Linked DNA regions of Mus musculus: regions 1, 3 and 4 are each linked to region 2. Evidence: chromatin loops called from intact Hi-C (ENCODE). Cell type or tissue: heart. All regions are shown on one strand. Each heading gives the region's core, and the rest is flanking DNA. Links, peaks and the distances in the headings are about the cores only.

What was found. Peaks named below come from ENCODE experiments on the same cell type or tissue, not always from the same donor. Only the 100,000 strongest peaks of a DNase experiment are listed, where the experiment ranks them.
Region 1: a loop joins it to region 2, with 3 times the contacts of the local background. A loop is called at or near these places in 2 of 42 quality-filtered maps.
Region 3: a loop joins it to region 2, with 5 times the contacts of the local background. A loop is called at or near these places in 12 of 42 quality-filtered maps.
Region 4: a loop joins it to region 2, with 4 times the contacts of the local background. A loop is called at or near these places in 11 of 42 quality-filtered maps.

What each region holds. Positions count from the first base shown.
Region 1 is chr2:73,383,427-73,389,014 of GRCm38, reverse strand. It overlaps Gpr155 (G protein-coupled receptor 155), which reads left to right and starts at 2,535. Exons shown (of 17, transcript NM_001190297.2): 1 at 2,535-2,750. Gm13707 (a long non-coding RNA gene) reads right to left here and starts at 2,165. Exons shown (of 9, transcript XR_866430.3): 1 at 1,659-2,165; 2 at 440-565. In heart, for the core only: no CTCF peak of the experiment used is centred there; a DNase peak (open chromatin) is centred at 2,354; H3K4me3 peaks cover 1,925 bases; H3K27ac peaks cover 1,541 bases.
Region 2 is chr2:73,211,729-73,217,316 of GRCm38, reverse strand. Ola1 (Obg-like ATPase 1) reads left to right here and starts at 2,870. Exons shown (of 11, transcript NM_025942.2): 1 at 2,870-3,031; 2 at 4,357-4,457. The coding sequence starts at 4,357. In heart, for the core only: no CTCF peak of the experiment used is centred there; a DNase peak (open chromatin) is centred at 2,856; H3K4me3 peaks cover 1,633 bases; H3K27ac peaks cover 1,414 bases.
Region 3 is chr2:73,261,766-73,267,353 of GRCm38, reverse strand. No RefSeq gene overlaps it. Among named protein-coding and RNA genes, the nearest start is that of Sp9, 7.4 kb to the left of the region's middle. In heart, for the core only: no CTCF peak of the experiment used is centred there; no DNase peak of the experiment used is centred there; H3K4me3 peaks cover 1,675 bases; H3K27ac peaks cover 358 bases; H3K27me3 peaks cover 2,500 bases.
Region 4 is chr2:73,272,343-73,277,930 of GRCm38, reverse strand. Sp9 (trans-acting transcription factor 9) reads right to left here. Exons shown (of 2, transcript NM_001005343.2): 2 at 2,160-4,806. The coding sequence ends at 3,373. Among named protein-coding and RNA genes, the nearest start is that of Sp9, 3.2 kb to the right of the region's middle. In heart, for the core only: no CTCF peak of the experiment used is centred there; no DNase peak of the experiment used is centred there; H3K4me3 peaks cover 1,251 bases; H3K27ac peaks cover 617 bases; H3K27me3 peaks cover 1,239 bases.

The sequences.
Region 1 (5,588 bases), core at 1,072-3,571, 170 kb before region 2:
TAGGCAAGGAAGGCAATTATAATTTATTCAGCCATTCAAAAGCCATTTATAGAATGCCTATCATATGTCAAAGAAAGCACTCGTCTAAGCTCTAAGGATAAAAAGATTACAAGTGCAGGCCTTTGCTTTTTTTAAGTTTATATACCACACCGTGTCAGTGTTCCTAAATTATTTCAGTTTATGGTGGGTTTTTATGCTTATCTGTTTTAACAAATAGTAGTTGAATAAAAGAGTAATTATTAAGTATTGTTCACCATTTCCTTATAACCAAAGAAAGTACCTTATGACTTGTAGACTTTGGTTTTTGGTTTTTTTTTTTAAAGTCTAATCATAATTCAGATAAAACGAACAAGCAGAAAGGTGAGAGGGCTAACTATAAGCAGACACGGGCATATCAAGTGAATAGCAATGGATTGCTGACATAACCTTGTACACTCACATGGACGTGTGCTGATGCCTTCTTAAGAACTGTCAGCTCACAGAACACTGAAGCGCTTCATTCTTCCCTCCAGGAGTGGGATCTGACCCAAGGGGTTTTAATCAGATGTCTAAACTCCCAGCGCCTCTGACGGAAGGAAGGATAAGTCCAAGAGATTGTTATAGATAATGCCTCAGGGTTTCCAATTTTAGGTCTAGAAGCAAATTCACTCTTTGTAGCCCCTTCCTCCTTTGTAAGCGCATTGAAATAGTTCTTCATTTCCAGATAGCAGAATTTCACAGCTGGGAAATCTATTAGAAGCTCTCTACCTGGCTTCTTTCTCCTTATTTTAGTGGATGAGAACAAACTTAATGTTCCCCACCTCCTCTTCTTTACCTCTCTCAGCTGTCCGGCTCTACAGTTCTTCTGTAACACCCCTCAAACTTACTCCATTTGTACTACCATTAGCCCAGAGTAGGTTATTTCCTTGTCTTGGCTAGTCCCAAAGTCACCATACTGTCCTTTCTGCCTTTCATCTCTCCACTTATCCTGGGAAGGCTTCCAGATCATAAGGCACAAAATCCACTGACATGTTCCAGTGTGGGGAAATTGTACCAATCTTACTGTGCTGTCAGAGGATAAACTAAGCTAAGCTAACACAAGGAACTCCTACAGGTTGGCCTTAACTTTCCTTTCTAGGCCTGTCTTTCAATAATCCTTTAAAAGTCAAAGTTCACTAAATATTTAGTTTGACTAATGTTCATAGTTTCAAGGCAGGAATCCATTTAGCCTTGAGATAACAGATGTATTGTTTTTTTTTTTTTTTTTTTTTTTGCAGTTAGGTTAATAGTTAAAAGTGAGAAAGACAAAAAATGAACCAAAAGGGAGTAAGCTACATTTTAAAAAATAGTTTCAATTCTGCTCACCTTTCCTTAGGCTTCATATCCTTAAGCCAGCTCTTGGCTTTTCTTTTCTTTTTTTTTCCCATTTTTTATTACATATTTTCTTTATTTACATTTCAAATTTTATCCCCTTTCCTCATTTTCCCTCGGAACCCCCTTCCCCCATCCCATCTCCCTTCCCGGCTTTTATTTTCTTAGTAAACCATATAGTAACTTAATTTAAAGGTGCAAATAGTACTGTACTTTGTACTAAAACTGCACAGATTAATAGGACATAGTAGTGGCCAGACAAAACAGTAAAATTTGCAAAGCAAGATTTCTTTTTAAGAAATACTTACAAAATCACTGAGATCAGGCTTTAAATTAGAAATATTTTTTGTTTCAGAAAATGTCTTCATTTTCACACGTTGACTTCGAGAAGCCCCAGTAGACTTCCGAGAATACTAGGAGATTCCTGTCTGTAAACTAAGAGCATACAGCCAGAGTTCCTCCACAACAGAAAAAGAAGCAGTCGCTGCTGGCAATGTATTCTAAATCAAGCACACAACTAAAGCTTATATTTTAATCTCTTTTGATTTAGGAAGGTCAAGATCATGCTAGCTTGGGAAAGGTAGAAGGCAGGGTTTGAACTCACATCCTTGCATTTATAACTCTATACTATGCAATGACGAGGCTAACCAGGAGAGGAATTGACAGGATTACTGGAAGCTGAGGTTAACCGAAATGATGACAGGCCTTCCTGAGTCTGAGCAGAGGCGGAGGAAACCAATACTGCCAATCCCCACCCGGCCGCCATCTTGTGGGAAGAGAAAAGCCGGAAGTACAGCTACGGGAGACCGGCGGCCAAGTGGCTTTGGCGGAGGCGAAGCATAAGGGCAGGGACTGGGCTGTGTGGCCTCGGGCACCGGGGGTGGAGCGGTGTCGCTTGTCCTTGGGGGCGGGGCCTAAAGGCGAGGTGGAGACCCGCATTCGGGCCTTCTGGCTAGGGGCGGGGCCTTGGGGTGGAGCCCCAGGGCGGAGTGCAGTGTAGCACTGGAGCTTAGGGGTGTGGCCTGACGGCGGGGTGGAGATTTGAAACGCGGACCTCCATGCTGGAGGCGGGGCCTTGGGCGGGGCGGGGCCATGTCCTGAGCTTGGGGGCGGGGCCTCACGGCAGAATGGAGACCGGCTTCTCTGACCTCCAGGCCAGGGGCGGAGCCTGAAGGCGGGGCGGAGGCGGGGAGGAGGCACCGGGCTGCAGACGCCTAAGGTAGCTGACAGGACCGCAGCGGCTCACCCCTCCCTTTCTCGGAACGTGGTTGGGCATCTGCCGCTGGCACACGCCGCTACAAGAGGGTTCGGGGCGGGAGATGACGGCGGTGTGCTCGCTGCTTGGCCCTCTGTGAGCATCGGCTTCCTTCTCCTTGCAGCCGGAGCTGCAGACCTAGCAGGTGAGATGAGCCCCAGTTGCGTTTGCAATGGCCCCTGCCCCTGGGGTCCGGACCAGTGGGCAGCGCCAGGCTGCCCTGGCGCCTCGGCTAGCTGCTGCGCCTGTCCGCCTCTGCTCCACAGAGCCTGCGCCTGAAACCTGCGGGAACACTGGAGATGGTCTGCTCACAAGGGACGACTTGTCCCCTCTGGTGCCAGAGCTGCGGTCCCCAGGGTGCGAAGCACCCCGTTGCACGTGTGCTCACATTGTCATCTCGGACTTTTTACTTTAGCCCAAGGTGGCCTTCGTGTCTGCCCCTCCTGAGCACCTCGGGATCTTTGCGCCAAATTTTCTCCCATACTTCTTTACGGAGCACCTGACGTTGTGACTCCCATGCCCTGGCTTTCCACTTCCACGGGTGTCAGCTGCCCTCGGTATCATCTATTTGGTCAGGGACTCTGCACTCCTTATCTTGGCGGGCCAAAGTCTGATCCTGCAGATTGACAAGGGAAAAGGCAGTGACTGGAGTGCCTGTTGATGTTGAAGAGTGCTTTTTATAGTGCTGCAAGGCATTAGGCTTTTCTCCTGTCTAAAGGATAGGAGTGTTTGAGAAGAGAACAGCCTCAGTTTAAAGCTTTTTCTTTCAAGTCAGTACTGCAGCACATTTGAACTTAATAGCATTTAACCTACAATTTCAGTGCTTTGGTCATGTTATCTAAGTCAGATGTAATGCGACTAGATGGTTTGTATACTTCGTTTTCTAGTGTCTGGCCCAGTGAATTGGCTTTTCCAGTGATAGGACAACTTGTTTGTTCTGCAACAAGTCTTGTTTTTGTAGTTTAAAGGACTGGATGACATTTTTAAAACTTCCTTTGTTGTGGTTCTTGTTAATCTTAAAATGTGCATAAGAAGCGGTTTTTCGTTTTGTTTTGTTTTCATGTTTAAAATGGTATGAGATAAAACTTCAGAGTTATTTTTAGTTTTTTTTTTTCTCCCTTCCTTATTTTGAGACAGCTGCTAATTTAAGTCCTGGCTGGCTTTTCTTTGTAGCTGGGCTTGAACCCATGGTCTTCCTGCCTCTGCCTCACTAGTGCTGTGATTACAGGTGTGTGACATTATGTCAGACTAGAAGTCATTTTAACTTTCATTTGCCTCGGGAACTGTTTATAACACTGGAAAAATTGAAAGGGGGAAAAGGACAGATTACTTTTAAAAAGTTTCATTTAATTTTCAGTTAATTGGAAGTTGAACCTGGAAGTTGTTAAACCTCTTGGCCATCACCTTCACTGTCAATAGCCACTTAAGATCAAACTCAATTCAACTCTTAATTGCTGGGTATGAAACAGAGGCTGGTAACTTCATAACACATTCTAAACTCGTAACTTTGTGGAATATCTAGTATGTCTACTATTGAGGATCTTTAATATTAGGCATGTTTGTATAGCTACTTGTGACAATGAATGCTGTTTACCTTGTTACCGTTTTAATCATTATCATTAGGTCTGCAGTCTCTCTACCCACCTCTCTTACCCACTTTGGTTTATTCTGTGTACGCTGTCTGTTTTTTGAGACATCGTCTCAATGCAGCCCCGGTTGCTTTTGAACTTGTATTGCTCCTATTTCTGTCTCTCAGGACTGGGTTCCTAGCATGGGGCACCATACTTGGCATTAGAACTATTGCTCCCATTTCATGAAGACCTCCTCTGTGATGAGCTGTGCACAGTACATCCTTTCCATATAGTGTTTCGCTAAGGAGTTTTCCCACTCGTTTCACAGTTAAGGAAACTGACTCAGGGAGGCAAAGTAATTGACCCAAAGAGTTGATAAATGCTAAGGTTCAAAGTCTACAACAGTTTTCATTATCTATTGTTAATTAAGATTGTTGTTTAAGCATGTGCGCTTGCGCGCGCTCTCTCTCTCTCCTCCCCTCACCCCCCACGGTTACATTGTTGTTCTTATGTTGTCCAAATATGGGATTGTGAGATATCCAAGCAAAGAAAAATAGGGATTGTGAGTTATTCAAGCAAAGAAATCTAGGGAACTTTGGAAAAGGCTGGACCAGTTTCTTACCCCCTTCCTTACTCCCTTTCTAAGGACACATTTCTTAAGGGCGCCAATGTTTTCATACTCAAGTCTGATTGTTGACCAGCAACTTCAAGGATGACTGTGTGCCAACCAGAACCTGCCTGTGTAATTCAGTGCTTATTTGGAAAGATCAAGTATGTGAATATTGTAGGATTTGTTTCTCTTGACCACTCCTGCCTAATCCTGGTAGAAAAAAGGAAATACTTGTCTTAATCCCAATTAAATATAAGGTTTTAAAAGGGTTTGGTTTCTAGAAAGCAACACAGGGAATATTCTCTTACAGAACCCTGTGTATTAGTTGCTCTTTGGTCTGCCACCCACGTCTTTTGAATGTGGTGTGGGTGTTTGAGAACTTAGCCCAAGCATTGTAAATGACACCAGATTTTTTTCTACCATCTTATATAAGGATACTTTAGATGGTAAACCTAGAACAAGGACTTAGAAATTGGCAATTACTGTCATATTCATTTCAAATTACTAATCAAAGCCAATTCACCTCAGGATTATCTAAAGTTTGTGTTCATTGTGTCTTTGGCAGCAAGAGGGGGGCAGTGTGACAGTTGCCACATTAGCACACAGAACTTGCTCTTCAAAATCTCATGAACAGCTTTAGAACGTCAGAATACAGTTTGTATTTTGGGGGCTGTTCCTGCTGTGAAAAACATCTATCACCTAGAAAAGAAAGATAATCCAGTCATGAGCTAGATAATACCTAAGGGGGAACCGATGGGGGAGAAGAGGCCGATTTAAGAACAGGTTGTTATTTAATGAATTT
Region 2 (5,588 bases), core at 1,315-3,814:
GAAAAGAATCTTGATTTCTTCAGCTTGGATTTGATATCCCAGGTCCGATATGTTCCGGCCAGAAAGTTCATGTGCTACAAACAGCAAGGCTTGAGGGCAGTGTATGTAAATATGGTGTTGCATATCTGTAATCCCAACACTCAGGTAGCCGAGGCAGGTAGACTATGAGTTTGAGGCCAGCCTGGTCTAAACAGTGAGACTATGTCTTTAAAAGAAAAGGGCTGGGAGGTGGCTTACTGGGTGAAGTATGCGATGTGCAAGGCTGAGGCTGAGGCTGATCCTCAGTACCCATATAAAAAGCCAGGTATGGAGGTTATGTGTTCATAATCCCTGTGGTGGGAATGTGGAGTCAGGAAGACCAGGGCTCACTGGTTAGCCAGCCCTGCCTGATGAGTGAGCCCCAGGTCCCAGTAAGATAGTCTGTCCAAAAAAAAAAAAAAGGTGGCTGACTCCTGACATTAGAGGCTAATCTTTGGCCTTCATAGACACATGTACACATACACACACCTACCTAAACATATACATAACATATACATATTTTTTAAAGGGAAGAATTTTCCCCCCTAAGTTTTGTTTTGATATAAATGGGTGTTATGTCTTGATGTCTGTGCACCATATGGCTGTCTGATGCCCTCAGAGGCTAGAAGAAGGCATTGGATTCTATGGGACCAGAGTTACAGTTTTGAGCTACCATGTGGGTGCTGGGAATCAAACCTGGGTCCACTGAGCCATTACACCCCAAAATGGGCCATGGTGATTCTAGTACTATAGCCCCATGCCCTTACCTGTGGTTTTACTTTCCATGGTTTTATTATATCATGCCCAATTGCAACATTAGAGTATTAGACGGAAAATTCCAGAAATAACTAATTGCCACGGGTTTTTTTTTGTTTGTTTGTTTTTTGTTTTTTGTGGTTTTTCGAGACAGGGTTTCTCTGTATAGCCCTGGCTGTCCTGGAACTCACTTTGTAGACCTGGCTGTCCTTGAACTGAGAAATCCGAATGCCTCTGCCTCTCGAGTGCTGGGATTAAAGGTGTGCACCACCACGCCCGGCTTAATTGCCAAGTTTTAAATCATGTCATTCTGAAGAAAATTATACAATCTTGTGTTGTCTTATTCTATCCTGCCTTGCACGTAACTCATTTATCTTGTTGCCTAGCACCGCCACACTCCAAACACCCCTCACCTGTGACTCATGAAGGATCCACCTAGTTTTGCCCAGTGAAACAGAAGATGTCAGCTAGAGGCTTCTGAGACACACTGCCTGTTTTTCCTAGGGGTCCACTAGATGACATGTTTCCTCCTCTTCTACTCCTGACATTTTAGTAGTGTCTAGAGCTGCAGTTGGCTTTTGGTTGTTAGCTAGGGGATGAGAGCAGAGGAAGGCACAGCTACATAATAAAGCCATGATATGTGTGTGTGTGTGTGTGTGGGGGGGGATCAGAGTAATTGAAAATAGCGTTATTTTTTAATGTCTCAGACCTCTGTGCTGTTCATGTGCGTTAGCTCGATGGCGGTTACAAGCTGTGTACTGCTTATCCCTGGGGTCTATTTTACACATACAATGATGACAAGGATACTAGGCTGAGTGTGTAGTGCATTAGTAACTGTAGAAAGTAAGGACTTACGTGACTGCTTTGACAGTAACAATCTTTAACCAATAGCAAAACTAAAGACAAAGACCCTGTCTTTAAAATGTATCAAAAGAGCTCTAAGGCTTTCCTAAGATCACTCTCACGGGGTGACAGAAAAACCTTAATGCAATTTTATTACAAACAGTGGCTCAGCTGCTGCTTGTCAGTCACACCATTCAAAAAGTTTCTGACAGAAAGTGAAGAGTTCTAGATCTGTGAGATGGCTCAGTATGGAGAGGTGCTTGCTGCTAAGCCTTACGAATCTGAGTTTCATTCTCAGAACCTGCAAAGTACGAGAGAACTGACTCCAAGCTGTTCTTTGACCTCACCAGAACTGTTGTATACAAGAGCGAATCCACACAAGCACACATACAATAGGCAATAAACATAATTAAAAAAAAAAACTCAGATTTTTGCAGAGAGATCAGGGTTTGACATGTGTCTTCTGTCACTAGTTTAGTTGTGAAACTTTACCTGATACTTTTCTGATACTATTCTGTCATCTGCAAATTGGGGATTAGCAACCAATTCACACTCTTTTCTTTTATTTGCAACTGGTATGTTTGAAAAAAAATTATAATTTCTGGACATTCACTGTAACAAATACTTGAAAGTCATTGGAGAAAACCTAATAAACACCTTTTTGTCCCAGTGGAGCTCATAGTGTAGTTAGAAGGTGACTTTATACATATTATTTGATTTAATCCTACCAATAGCCTTATGAGATGGATCGCAGTAGTCTCATTTTAGAACCAGGAAGAAATCATGTTTCCTTCTCATAGTTCTTAACCTCGCAGAGGAAAGGGATGTATGTGCGGCGACGAGGAAGAAGATGGTGACTCTTTAAATGTTTTATGCACTTCTGTGGCTGTTAAGTGCGTCTTGGATCCGAAATTTTCCTTGGTCCATTTTTCCCTTGAAGAAAGTTTAATGGCTTCTCATCGTTAACCCATCTGAAAGAAGTTACTGGAAAGGGGAGAAGGGCGGCTCCGTGCAGGTAGCAAAGGCTGATCTGGGCACGATCAGTCAGGGACAAGATAGATCCCAGACGAAGCAGGAGCCCGGAACCGGAGCAGTGGAGCTGAAAGAAACCTGGAGGCTCGGTGGAAGCCCACGTGTAGAGAGACGCAGAAACCCGGTGCTGCTGAGCGCCCTCCTCCTCGTAGGCCCCGCCCATCCGGGCCCGGGCATCCGGGCCAATGGGCGTGACCCTGTGGGGGCGTGGCCTGCGCACAGGTGCCGCCCCGGCCCGCCCGTTCCGTCGCCTCTGCCGTCGTGCGTGCGGCTCGGCGGAGGGCCGGGCTTGCGCTCTCTCCGCCTTCTTCCCCACCTCCGGCTGCCGGCGACACCGGTCTTTGCAGTCCGGGACCCCGTGCGATCGTTAGCCCGGTGCACGGTGAGTCCCCGAAGGAGCCCGTGGGCTCCCGGGCCAGTGGTTCCGAGGCTGGCGCTAGGCCGGAGACCGGCCGCCGGGACGGGCTGAGGGCAGCGGACAGCTTGGGGCATGTGGATGAATGAGGCGCCCTCGGACTAGGCCGCGCGGCCACGAGATTGGCTCTCGCCGCAGTCTGGGGGAAAGTCTTGCCTCAGGGCGGGACGCCAATGCCGGGTCAGGAGGGGAAGGGTGGTGTGCGGAGGTCCTGCTTGGCTGGACTGCGGGGGCACCCCTTGTAGGTCACCCCTTGTAGGCTCCAGGACTGGACGGGCTCTCCCCATGCAGCTGTTCATTGGAGGCCCGGAACAGGTGTCAGGATCCCCAAAATGGGAGATCCTTGGCCTCCCGGTCTGGGATTACAGGTTGGAGTATCACTTCTGGAGCAGGCGGAGTGGGGAGAAGGAGGGAGGAGCAGCGTGGCTCTAGGAGGTCCAACCAGCCAGAAGGCAGGGACAGTTTTAGTTTCCAGGTTCTAAGACGCGCAAGGTTGCAGTTCCTCGTAGGTTCCTGTTGCAGTGTTAAAAGTGAGATCAATTTTGCACAGTGGACCTTGGAGCCAGGACAAGAAAAGACAGAAAGTTTGGACTTGTCAATCAAAAGGTATTTGAAATAGGGCTGTATATAGCCTACTGGTAGAGCGCTTGCTTTTAGCATACATGAAAGCTCTAGGTTGGATCTTGAAAAGGAACGACAAGGTGAGTGCCTTCAAAGTATCCAGTGTAGAGTGTGGGTTTCAAAAACTGTTTAATAAGGACTGACGGTAAGCTTACCTACAGTGTCAAAGGCAAAAAGGTCTGGCTTCGAAGGACCTCCAGGCCTAGTAGTGACCATCAGTGTGGTGAACGCTGAGTTGTGGAGAGAGGCGGGTTCCAAGCGGTGGAGGAATGATTGGCGAGAGGTGACATGGTTGCTGGTGTTTCTGTAATGGGCTTCCTTAGACTTGTGTCTCTTCTCCTTCCAAATGCTTTCCTTCAAATACTATGACAGGTTAAGAAGGCGGTTGTCGGCAGCCAGCACGGAGGATTGGAACTAAGTTTTAAGTTTATCTTTGATTCCCGCTGCTGCAGTGTTTCTGGGACTACTCAGAAGTGATACATGTACACATTTTAGAATCAGATCTGTTTACAGAGACCCTCCCCTCAAAAAAAGTATGGGTTTTGCTCATATTTTAGTTGTGGATTGGTACAGACAGTAGGTTTTCTTGTCTACTACCCAGTAATATATTCTGTATACAGACATGTGTTTTGTTTATAGGGGAGTCTTAAAAGTTCATTTTGATATTTTAGATGCCCCCGAAAAAGGGAGGAGATGGAATTAAACCGCCTCCAATTATTGGAAGATTTGGAACCTCACTGAAAATTGGTATCGTTGGATTGCCAAATGTTGGGTAAGTAAAAATTGGGACTTTTCTTATTTTGATTTTGTAAACTTTGTGTCCTGTTATAGAAATAGAAACTCACAAGATTTTATTGGAGAAAGAAGTAACTGCTTTGAATATACTGTTAGAAGGTAGGTAAAAGGCTCCTGTTTCTGCAGATTTAAAAGCCAAAACGGAATCCACAGAACAAGCTGGCAAGCCAGTCTAGCCACAGTGGTGAGCTCCGAGTTCAGCAGCAGACCCTGCTTTATATGTAAGGTGGTGTGCAGCTGAGGAAAACACTTCACCCCAGCATTGGGCTGCCATGAGCACACACGCATGCACCCGTGTCTGCACACATCTGAACAGGCACATGGATGCCACGCATGTGTGCACACAAAAGGTGTTTAAACTTGGGAATTCTGAAAACAAAGTACTGTATTTTATCATGTCTTTAAAGTTAACCATACCTACCATATAGTTGCACAGAAGACAATGATAGAAGATATTATGTGGGGTTAATCTTACAACTGTGTAACTTAAATGTTCAGTGTCGGTTCCTTCCTTCCTTTTTGTTTGTTTGTTTGTTTGTTTGTTTTTTGGTTTTTCAAGACAGGGTTTCTCTGTATAGCCCTGGCTGTCCTGGAACTCACTCACCAGGCTGGCCTTGAAGTCAGAAATCCACCTGCCTCTCCCTCCCAAGTGCTGGGATTAAAGGTGTGCGCCAACACGCCTGGTTCTTTTCATTTTTTAAAAACTATCTTAGCCAGGCATGGCACTTCACATCTTTATCCTAGCACTTTGGGGGCTAATGCAAGAGCAGTCCTGTGAGATTGAGGCTAGCTTGGGCTACAGAAAAACCTCTTCTCAGAACCAAGAATCAGTCAATCAATCAATCAATCAATCAATCAGTCAATCTCTCTCTCTCTTTCTCAGTGATTAAGGTAATAGACACAGCATGGGTTTATGACGCTCACTGGGGCATTTTGGGATGTACTTTTAGATGTGTACATCAGGGGTATATAAAACGCTGTGGTGGTCTGTGTGCCTGCTGGAGCTCCTGTTACAAAGTCCTCAGCGACTGCAGCACGGTGTGCTCAAGCTTCCCAGGTCTGGGATTCTTGAAGTATAAAACATGAGCAAGTGTGATTGTCCAAATTT
Region 3 (5,588 bases), core at 1,264-3,763, 50 kb before region 2:
CTGTTTACTGCATCACTAGGAAACCACGGCGGGGGGGGGGGGGGCTGTTTGGCTTGGAGCTGTACTGTCCTCCCTCACCAGACACTGTGGAGGAGTCCCAGACCTAAGCAAGATGACCAGCCAGAGTCAGTATCAGCTTTCTCTTTTTAAGAGAAGAGCTACCCAAATGATACACATATATTGCCCATCAGTTTCTTCAGTTTAACCACTTCTTAGACAGCTTGAGAGATTTCCAACTTCCAGCTCTTTCCTCCTTCATCCAAGGCTCAGAGGAGGGAAACACTCCAACTTTGAGAAGTAGAACTCAGAGCTGTCCTGGAAAAAGCTCCTCTGTCCCTTTCTTTAACAAGTCCCTTCAAGAGACTCCTTATCATTATTGTTAAAATAAATAAATAAAAATAATGAAAGAAAACAAAAAGATGCGACCAAGAGCATATTGGTTTGTGACTAACAAGTTTTTTTTTTTTTTTTTTTTTTTTTTTTTTTTTTTTTTTTTTTTACTGTAAATATAAATGCAGACAGAGGCTTTAAATCCAGAAGGGTTCTGAGATTGACAAAATGTGTTTTGGTTCACAATAATCAATAGATTGAAGGCTGGATTTTGCTTATCACTGAAATGGTGATTTGGAAGTTAACTCTCTCTCTCTCTCTCTCTCTCTCTCTCTCTCTGTGTGTGTGTGTGTGTGTGTGTGTGTGTGTGTGTGTGTGTGTAACAACTACCCTTAGCAATACTCCCTCTTCTGGGCACAGAGGTTGGAGTGGCAGGGTGCTTCTTGTGGGTTTTGTACTGACCAGCCTGGGGCTTAAGGTAGACTGAATTGGCATTGAGACCCTTGTGAGCCTGCAGGCTTCTGCACATGACAATTAGGAGCCTATTACAAGCCATTAGATGGATCAATGTACCTTAAACAATGTGAATGATTTATATGGCTGATTTATAATGGCGAAAAGAAAGAGGTGGGGAAGATGGCTCCATGGCCTTTATATCCATGGCCCTGCTGTGCAGAGTGGGGGACCCAGATCCTGCTCATCTTAGCTTAGAGCCACTAGTGACTTAGACAACTTTCCAAGCAGGGACACAGGTTCCTCAGCTTGTCCAGTGGGTGGCGAGATGCGAGATGCAATGCATGCTCTCTGCCTGTGTGTCTTCATTTTAAGGAAGAGTGAAGAAGACTAAGGGCTGCCTCCTCAGCAGAGGGTCACAGAGCTGCCACACCCCTAGCCGAGGACACCAGCAGCAGGGGTTCCAGCTGCCCCCTTCCTCAGCCTCCCCCCCCCCATGAGGATGACTTGCATATTTGTTTAACGAGTGTTGGATTGCTGCATGGCCCCTAATTACTGCAGGAACACACACCATTAGCCCTTGAAATTTCAGACTGGGGAGGAGCAGCAGCCCTGCTCTGGAAGGATGGTGCCTTTGGAAGAGGAGGAGGGAGGGAAATCCTTGGTAGGGCTGACTCTTCCAGCTAATCACATCGAAGACAAAATTACAACAGAGCTGAAGTGATCAAGGCCGCCCTTCTCTGCCTGGTCCAAAGTCTGTTTGTAGTTGTCTACTTGCCACAGACACTCATCGGCTTCTCATGATGAGGAAATTCCTACCCCCCCCCCATCCCACCCTGGCCTGAAAGGAGAGGACAGAAGATTCCCTTTGTTTGACCCCCTACTTCTGGTGCACCTTCAGCTGGACAATGGAGGGGGAGACTAGGGGGCCAGAAAGATTCTAAGTTTGAACATCTCACACCCAAGTCTAACTTTGCCCCTACTGGTTCATCCCCTCCTCCACCTTCCCCTCCCTGCTCTTCCTTTTCCCAGTCTCTCTGGCTCTCAACTCCCCCAGATCCTCTTCTTAGCCCAGTTCTGACCCCAACTCCTGTCCCTAGAGCCTGGGCTGGCTATATCCCCTACCTCATTTGATTTGGAGTGTCTAGAATGGACTCAGATGTCTTTGGCATTGCTGATGGTGTGGAAGAAAGGATAGAGAAACAACAGGCACGTGTCTTCTGTAGCCAATGTTCTATGGGAGCCCAGGATTTGGAAAACCTAAATGGATCCCATCCTCTCCCAACCCCGGCCCCTACACACACACACACACACACACACACACACACACACACACACACACACACACACGCACACGCACACGCGCACACACACGCACACACACCACGCACACTTGCAGAGGCTCTCTGACCTTATTTCTCCAGATGGCACCCTGCTGAGTTCTCTCAGTAGTTCCTTCAGTCCTCTCCTGCCTGGAATCTCTTCTCAAGGACCTGCAACTCCAAGAGGCAGAGAAGGGGGAGGAGGGAGGCTGATTGTGTAGGCCATGAGATTCCCTGTGAGGACTCAAGTGCCCCTGTGACATTGCCCAGACAAATCCATGCTTCTGGATTCCAGCCAGTCTAGAGCCCAATCCTGGTGGGCCGGCCTTCTGTTTCACCACCCACTGTACATCCTGTGTCCTTAGAGCTCAGTGAGAGGCGCTTGAGTCTCACTTTCTCCCTGGTATTGAATGGCATGGGGGTAGAGAGAGGCTCCACTCGCTTTAGGCACCGGCATCTTGCTTCTTCCCTCCTTCCTAGTACCGTAGCAAAAGATACTCTTGCTGACTTGCTGACACGGACACACTCGCCGAGCACATGCCAGGGACGCCCATTCTAGTTTCCAACCAGGCATCAGTCAAGCAGGATGGCCTTAAGGCAGGTGACAACGTAGAGAGTCAGACTCAGAGCTTCAGAAACACCCCTGCAGTTTCGGTCCCAGACGCTTAGATCTCTCCAAAAACCCTCTAGAAGGTCTAGCCGGATGGCTTGTGGCAGTAAGGGCTGGGCCTCTCCACCTCTTGGCACCCGGCTCAGCATCCTTCACTGGACCGTACAGAGTGTCTCCGTGCACCCCTGCTCCCGCCCAGCGCCCCCTTGCAGGAGCCCGCCACCCGTTGTGCACGCCCTCCGTAGGCTGGGTTCCATCTGGGATGCATTGCCCCTTAATTGTCAACCCGTTATTGTGATCAAGTGAATGTTGCTAATCTCTACATTTATTGTTTAGGTAAACAGAGGCTGCATTTCATCAATATGCAGGGCCCCAGCCCTCGAAGCGCCAAGTAACTCAAGTCAACGCTCCACATTCAGGGTGTGCGTAATTACAGAGCTTCCGGAATTTTCACTCGATCCTAATTCCACATCTTTTCTCCGACCCGAGGGCAGCAGGGGGGGAGGGAACCCGAGAATCTCCACCCTCCAAGGAGTCCAGGGCAGCTCCTTAAGAGCAAAGAGACTTCACTGGCGGTGACAACTCGCGGCTTGTTCTGGACCCACAACCTGAAGTGGGTCTCAGGACAATCCTAAACTTCCAGCTGCAGAATCCTTTGCAATGCTTCTGGACCCCTCCCCCAAAATGTGCCGCAGCGAGGAGGGGGTTTCCTACTCCGCGGGTCCTCGGGGGGAGGGGGTCTTGGAGGCGGGTTGTTTCACGCTCTCCACACGCGTCTCGGTCCTCTGCTTCTGCCCGGGGAGCTTAGACGTGCCCAGTTCTTTGCCCCTGGTTTGGAGCCGAAGAGAGTGTGCTATGCTTGGGCGCGAAGAACGCGGGTTATTCGCGCCCAAGAAGCTATTGTTTTCTAATTAAGAGGATCTAACCCCGAGACTGCTAGAAGACTAGGAATTTGCCTCAAGAAATGGGCGGTCTCCTTTGGCCAAGGCCGGTATGGGCTTCCGAACTGTCTTTGGGCTCTGGGAGTGGCTTTGGACTGGGTTAGCTGGAAATCTTCCAGGAGGCTGTGGAATGGGACTTTAGAGGCTGAGCCTCAAGTCTGGGAGACTAACATTTTCTTAGGCAACTCTGTTGCAGGGATTTTTTTTTTTTTTTTTTTCCCTGCTTCGGTTATAACCGGACGCCCACCTTGCAGGAGATTGTCTGGCTTTATTTAAGCAGAATTCTGAAGTCAACTCCCCACTTGCAAGTTTGGGGCATTCGTGCAACCACTAGGTTATCTTGTAAGGGAGGCTTGAGTTGGGGCCCACAGCATGGGGTGGCAGCTTGCTGTTTTTCATTTTGGGAAACTGGGCACTTCTTATATAACGTACCTCTCTTTGCTTTTCTTACGACTTGAATAGCACTTGCGACAAGAGAGAAATTAAACACAAATGTCAGTTCAATAACGACAGCCTTTCTTTCTGCCACCCCATTCTGAACCTCCGGTTTGCAGGCCAAAGCTACTTTCAAGCCTGTGGCCTCTCTATCATATACAGAGATCTTTCACCACACTGACACACACCAGCGCCGCTTCTCGGGGTAGATGGATAGGGTTTTAGATTGTAAACGTTAACTTAGCCCTTTTCTGAGTTGTGGTTATTTTCATCTAGGACAAGAGGCCTGGGAACTGGGGTTGGGGGTGGGGTGGAGTGGGGTGGGGCTGGGAGGTAGGAGGTAAGGTAGTCTGGGCAGACACAAACCCTTTGGAAGTCTCTTGTTGAGTATGCTACCACTTAAGGCTTTGATCCCGGCCAGGTGTAAACATTTGTCAGCTGTCTGTTCTCCAAAATGCAGCTAAGAATGTCAGTTCTGAAGGATTGTTGTAAAGGCCAAATAAAACTAGGCAGAGAAAGTCTTGGCAATGCCTCAGTGCTTAATGAGAATTAATCTTTAAAAAAAGAAAAAAAGAAAAAAAGCCTTGCCCTGTTGGAGATACCACCCACAGCTAAAACACTGAGATTAAAACAGGGCCAAGGGCCACCCTACAACAGAGTCACAGCGAATCTGACCCTAGAAGGTGAGCAATATAACCTAGCAACTAGTGCTGCCTCTTTGAAAGGTATTAAGTCAGTTCTCCATGGGTTCTAGGGTTGGTTGGTTGGTTGGTTTGGTTTAGTTTGGTGGGCTTTGTTGTAGATTCTTAGATTCCTCCTCCTCTTCCTCTTCCTCCTCCTCCTCCTCCTCCTCCTTCTTCTCCTTCTCCTTCTCCTTCTTCTTCTTCCCTGCTCTCTCTGTGTGTTTTGGCTGTCTTGGAGATCAAACTGGCCTCTAACTAACTCCACCTCTGAGATCCAACCTGCCTCTGCCTCCCCCTCTGCTTCCCAGAGTGCTGGGACCAAAGGGGTGTGCCACTCTGCCTGGCTTGTTTTAATTTTTAAAGATTACTTTAATTTTATTTTTAATTATGTGTATGTGTGTGGAAAGGCATGTGCAGGATTCCCAAGGAGGCCAGAGGTGTGTGCTGCTGGACATAAGGTGAACCACACAGTGTGGACGCTGGGAACTAAACCCAGGTCCTCTGCAAGGACTGTAACTGTTCACAAGTGCTGAGCCATCTTTCCAGTCCTTGTTTTGTTTCATTTTATTTTGTTTTGAGCTAAGGCCTCACCATGTTTCTCACACTGGGCTGGGACTCACTTATTTGGCCCAGGCTAGCCCTGCAGTCCTTTTGGAGTAACACACCAAAATACCATTTAGATCCCTTGCCTTCCACCGTATTGCCCATAGAGATTGGAGGGCTTGTTTCTAGGAACAACAACTAACCTTTATTGAGCACTTATCATATCCCAGGTGCTCTGGCACATCCTTCACACACAGCATCTCATTTATTC
Region 4 (5,588 bases), core at 1,642-4,141, 60 kb before region 2:
GGCCTCCCCATCTACTCTACCCGGGACCCAGTTAGGCCCAAGCCGCGGGAATGCAGAGGTGGCCCTGGGGAGGCGCAGCCGCACCCCACCTGGGGACCCAGCTGGTATCCTAGCTCATGGACCTCGCCTCCCGTGCACGCTCTCTTCCATTTGTTCGTCTTCAGTCGGTCACCACCTACTGAGTCTCAAGGTCTCCCCGGGATGCCTAGAGCTGGTGGGAAGTGGGGCAGGGATGTTTCCCCTGGTGGGTTTCCGACAAGAGCGCGGGACCGGGTCCCTCTTGGCTCAGCTTGGAGCCCAAGATGTCTGACTGGACACTGAGGTCTGGGCTGCCGCCCGCGGTTCACCGGAGCCGCGGTGATGGACGTTGGCTGACCCGCGGGGCAGAGACAGCGCGCAGAGGCCTTGATCACTGGCCTGCGGAGGGAGCCCCTCCGGGAGCGAGACCTGCACAGCCAGGCCCTTTGATCTGCCTTTATTATCAACAAGAAACAAAGCTGCCTGGGACCGACGTCCCGGCGCCCTCATTCCTCAGGAACCCCCAGCTCGCACTCACCTCCGCACCTCCAGCCTGCAGACCCTAGACGCACGGGACGCCCTATAGACCTCAGAGCCTCTGCCTCAAACCCCCAGGATGAGCGTACTCTGCCACAGCTTCTCCTTAAGACCAGACCCAAACTCGAAGACGCTTTGGGGCTGGGGGTGCGGGGCGTCCCAGGCAGAAATGGATGAGCCGGGAGAGAAAATGACCGAAGAGAAGGAAAACTAGAGGAAGAAGAGCTCCGAGAAAAGAGGAAGAAGCCACTGAACCTCACGCTGCAGACTCCCCGCTGGGAACCTTCCTGCTGTTTCTCGTTGCCTTGCTATTTGGCTCTTCAGAGCAGTTTTTGTTGACTGTTAATACCAATAATTTATTCTTTCCAAAGAATCAAAATCTTCACTCAAGTTTCCAAGGCCAGTAATCAAAAAAAGAGGGGGAAATTTATAGCTGCTGACTCCCCTTGCAGTTTCTATTGTGTGAGAAGTCTTTTAGAAATATTTTTATTCTGTAAATATGTACTTTCTTTTTCCAAACTAACATTTTTTTTCGAATTGAGAAATTGTCTCATTTACCAATTTTCCTTTCGTCATTCTCTCCCTTCTCCCTCTTTTAAACTGGGGCTGTTAAGTTGGTGGTCAGAAGACAAAGAGAGTGAAAATAATTTTCATTTCAATAATTGCCTTCTGGTCAATTTAACTGTGCCTTATTTTGAAAGAGACTGTCTAAATGAGATTCCTGTCCCAAATGTGTTCCCAGGCCTGATCCCAGCCTTTAATTATTCCTGAGTTTTTTTTCTTCAGAATAAGACGCCGCACTGCGTAATCACAAAGAAGGCAGAGAGCATCCTTGAACCTTTTCAGAAGCAGCCACTGATATTCAAATAACCTGCGAGGGCCATTTGACGGCGAGGGGACCTAGGCATTTCCAATTCACTATTTGCATAGATCAGCCGTCTTTGAAAAGGAAAGGAGCAGTTGTCTTCCATAACATTAAAAAGCCTAGTTATCAAATCAAGTGCTTAGTTTGGGGCTTTTAAAACGTTTACATTTTATCTCAGGTTGCCCTTTACCGTTTGACATGCAAATTTGGTGCAGTTAATTTAGACAATTAAAAAGATCTTCAAGGGAGCTTTGTCACAGAGAATATTTGGAGTTTTCCCTGTGGACCAGCTGAGATAAAGTTGGCCAGAACAAATGATGTCTAGGAGATTAATTAGATATTTGATAAGACATGAATCCCTAATAAGGGAATACAAGGCACAGGGGGCTGCTGTGTGCTCTAAGTCAAAATTAATAACATTTAACAAGATTTTCATTTAGGCATGAAATGTCTTTTCCGGGGTATTGACTCTAGCGATTTATTCCCCAGAGATGCCTCCCAACGTAGAGAGCCTTGGAAACTAAAAGATATTTTTTTCCTAGAAAGATTTTTTCCCCCACAGATTGTTTTAAAATCAGTTTTAAAAAACAAACCCACCAATTTTTTCTGAACCCTCCGGGAGATGGGTAGGTATCTCCCCAGTTAAAACTGTCAAAAGCCCTGGCTTTTTAAAAAGGCGATCCAAAGATTTAAAATGTCACCTTTTGCAAGCCCTCCCATTAAGTAATACAACTACACATTCTTATAACCCGATTTAATTTTTGCTGTTGATATACAAATAAATAATTTTGACTTCTCAAAAAAATGTATGTGTGCTATGGCTTTTGCAACCCACATAAACTTCATTGCCTACAACTAACATTAAGGGAATTTGTTTCCCAACAAAAAAAAATAGTTGATTCCACATTAAAGATTATTGAGGGGGAAACAGGATATTTTTTTAAAGGAGGAGTGTTGTTTAGAGTCCTTTAATAACACCAAAATGAAAATATGATGTCAAGATTCTCTTCATACAGATAAACGCATTTAATTTCTTTAGATGACCTTAACTTACGTGTTTGAGTGAAATGGTAACTCAACATTTTAAATATCTTTTACATATATACTGACTTTCACAAAGTGCATCAGAAAATTAAAAAGAAACTCCCTGAATTTCAGGAATTCACAAAAAAACTATTCGAATGAACATTTACAAGAAAATAAAAGAGAACACAATCCTTTGAACCCTATTTATACAGATGTTATGAAATACAGAGAAACTGTTGCTAGACTTCCAGTTGAATATCTCACCTTAAGCCTTTTTTGATGCTTCCTTTTTTTAGAAAAAAAAAAAAAAGTCTCATTGTAAGTAGACATCAAGCAGGACTTGGAGATTTTATATATAATATAATCCACACAAAGGGTCTGTTTTTATAGGTCTCGTTTGTTTTCATTCGAAAGTTCTGACAGTCCTTTGCTGAGTGGTAGCTAGTTTTTGTTTTTTGTTTTTGAGAAAAGGACAGAGGATGGTGGGGGGAGTGGGCAGTGGGGGGAGGGGACATTTCTGTGTATTGCTCTTCTCTGGAGAAGTTTGTTCGAGTGGGTGCCTGTGAGTGCGCGCGCGGGAGTGTGCGTTCTTGCGTTTGTGGGACTCCGGGGTGGTGTGTGTGTGTGTGTGTGTGTGTGTGTGTGTGTGTAGTTTTGAACCTGCACTTATGTCGGAGGATGGCTCGCTTTTGTTTCTGGACCTCGAGATCGATTCTCATCTGGGCGCAACGGGTTGAGGGCAACTCCGGCGCCGCCAGCAAGCCACCGCCCGGGGTTCCGCGCTGCTCCACCTCGCTCCCAGCCTGGGCTCCGGGGGCTTCTCTGGAGCCCCTGCCCTCCCGTGCGCCCACTCGCTCGCCCTCCGAACCTCTCGCTCGCTCGCTCTGGGTGTCTCTACTTGCTCGCTCGCGCCTCTCCGCCAACCTCTAGGAGTCGTTGGGACCGGTCGCAGCTTCCTTGCCTCCCGCCGAAGCCGCCGCTGCCGCTGCCGCCGCCGCCGCTGCCGCCGCCGCAGCCGCCCGGGCTGCACTGACGCCGGAATCGTGCAGGATGAGGTCCGGGGACTCGGAACGGGGTGTCTCCAGGTTGCTGGCGTCCGTGTCACTGTCGCTGCCCTTTTTGCCCCCGCCGCCCCCGTTGTGCGTCTTAATGTGTTTGCTCAGGTGGTCGCTGCGCATGAAACGCTTGTTGCACACAGGGCAGGCGAAGCGCTTCTCGCCCGTGTGAGTCCGCAGGTGCCGCTGCAGCTCGTCCGAGCGCGTGAAGCGCTTGCCGCAGAAGAGCCAGTTGCACACGAAGGGCCGCTCGCCCGTGTGCCAGCGCAGGTGCGCCTTCAGGTGCGACGTCTTGCCGTACACCTTGCCACAGCCCGGGATGTGACAGCTGTGCAGCCCCTTGCGGCGTAGGCTCGCCCCGGCCGGACCCAGCCGCTCGGCCTCCTGGCAGTTGGGGCAGTCGCAGGTGGCGCGGCCCGAGTAGCGACGGGCGGAGCGCGCCGAGCTGCCCCCGGCGGCGGCCGCCGCTGCGCCCGAAATCATAGCGCTGGCGGCCGCCGCGGCCACCGCTGCGCTGGAGTCCGAGTAAGAGGGCAGCACCGGCTTGAAGCCGTCCTGGGCCAGCAGGTGCTGGCTGGTGGAGAGCAGGTGCGAAGCGGCGGCGGCCGACGAGCCGAGGCCGGTGGAGCTGAAGGCCGAGTGCGTGAGCGAGCTGAAGTCGGGGTTGTAGGTGCCCAGCTGAGAGTGCAGCGAGGCCTGGGGGGCGCCCGAGTGCAGCGAGCTCTGCAGCCCCCCGGCGGGGTTCTGCACCTCCAGCCAGGACCCAGGGCTGCTGTGCACGTCCCACCACGATGACGCCGCGCCGTTGGTCACCTCGCCCGCCGCTAGGGTCGAGTGGAAGCCCGACTTGTACCACGACTCGTACGGGTGCGCCATGCCCACGCGCGGGTACAGACCGTCGGCCGCCGTCGTGTGCACCTTGGAGATGAAGGCCGACTGGCCGCCCGCCTCCTGCGGGGACACGCCGGCCGCCGCGGCCGCCGCCGCCGCCGAGTTGGAGAAAAGGCCGCCATAGTCGCTGCTGAAGGCGGACGACGTGGGGGACGTGGAGGCCAGGCAGAAGGCGCTGTTGGCGGCTCCCGAGCCACCCGCCAGGCTGCCCGAGCCGCGGCCGCCCGTGGCCACAGCGAAGCCGGAGAGACTGGAGCCGAGGTTGCAGCTGGACGAGGAGCGCTTCCAGGGGTGGAAGCCGCCTTTGGCGAAGGCGCTGGACTCGGGCAGGGTCGTCAGGGGGCTCGTGTTGCCGATCTTGTTGCAGGTCGCCGCCAGCATGGCCAACGGGGTCGTTCCGAAGCGTGGCTCTTCCTAGAGTGGGTGGGGTGAAGGAGGGAGCGAGGAGGAGGAGGAGGAGGGCAGGGAGAAGTGGGGGAAGACACAAAGTGCACCGGTGAGCAGCCTCGTTCCCCCCGCGCAGATCCCGGAGGGCCCTGGCACCCCGGCTCGCGCCTCCTCCCCGCACGCTGGCGGGGGACGCGCCGCGCCCCGCGCAGGACAGAGGCGACCACGAGCGAGTAGGAAAGTTGTTCCTCAGTGAGACTATAGATCAGAAATGCCTCGGTTTTCGCCACTTCGTTCGCTGCCACCCTTGTCTAGAATCAGACTTGGGTTGACGCCATAAGCCCGCTCATCTCCCAGAAGCTCCCAAGTCGCCCTTCCGGGTGTAGCACGAAGGTAAACACACACAAGAAATAACGGGTGAGGGCGGGGGGTGGTGGCCAAAACAGCCACCCAGTGCTGGAAGAAACTCTTAGAACATTCCTCGAATGAGTGGCTACGACTTGGCTATTTTCTTTTATAGTTCAGAAACGTAGTTTTGATATTTACACAACGCACACGATTACAAAAAGAATCCAAGTATAAGCGGCTTTCAAAGTCAAGGGCAAACTGGGGAGCCACGCTAATGTAAGTGTTTATTAATGTAACTTCGTGGCCTGCAAAACAAGACTTTCCAGAAAACACTGTAATGTAATGCAACAACCCCCAAACCAAGTGGCGGGGGGTGGGGTTGGGAGTGGGGGAGTGATGTTAAAATCAAGAAGGGAAGAAAAGAAACATTCGGCTTTGCCTCAAAAACCAGTTAAAAGGGA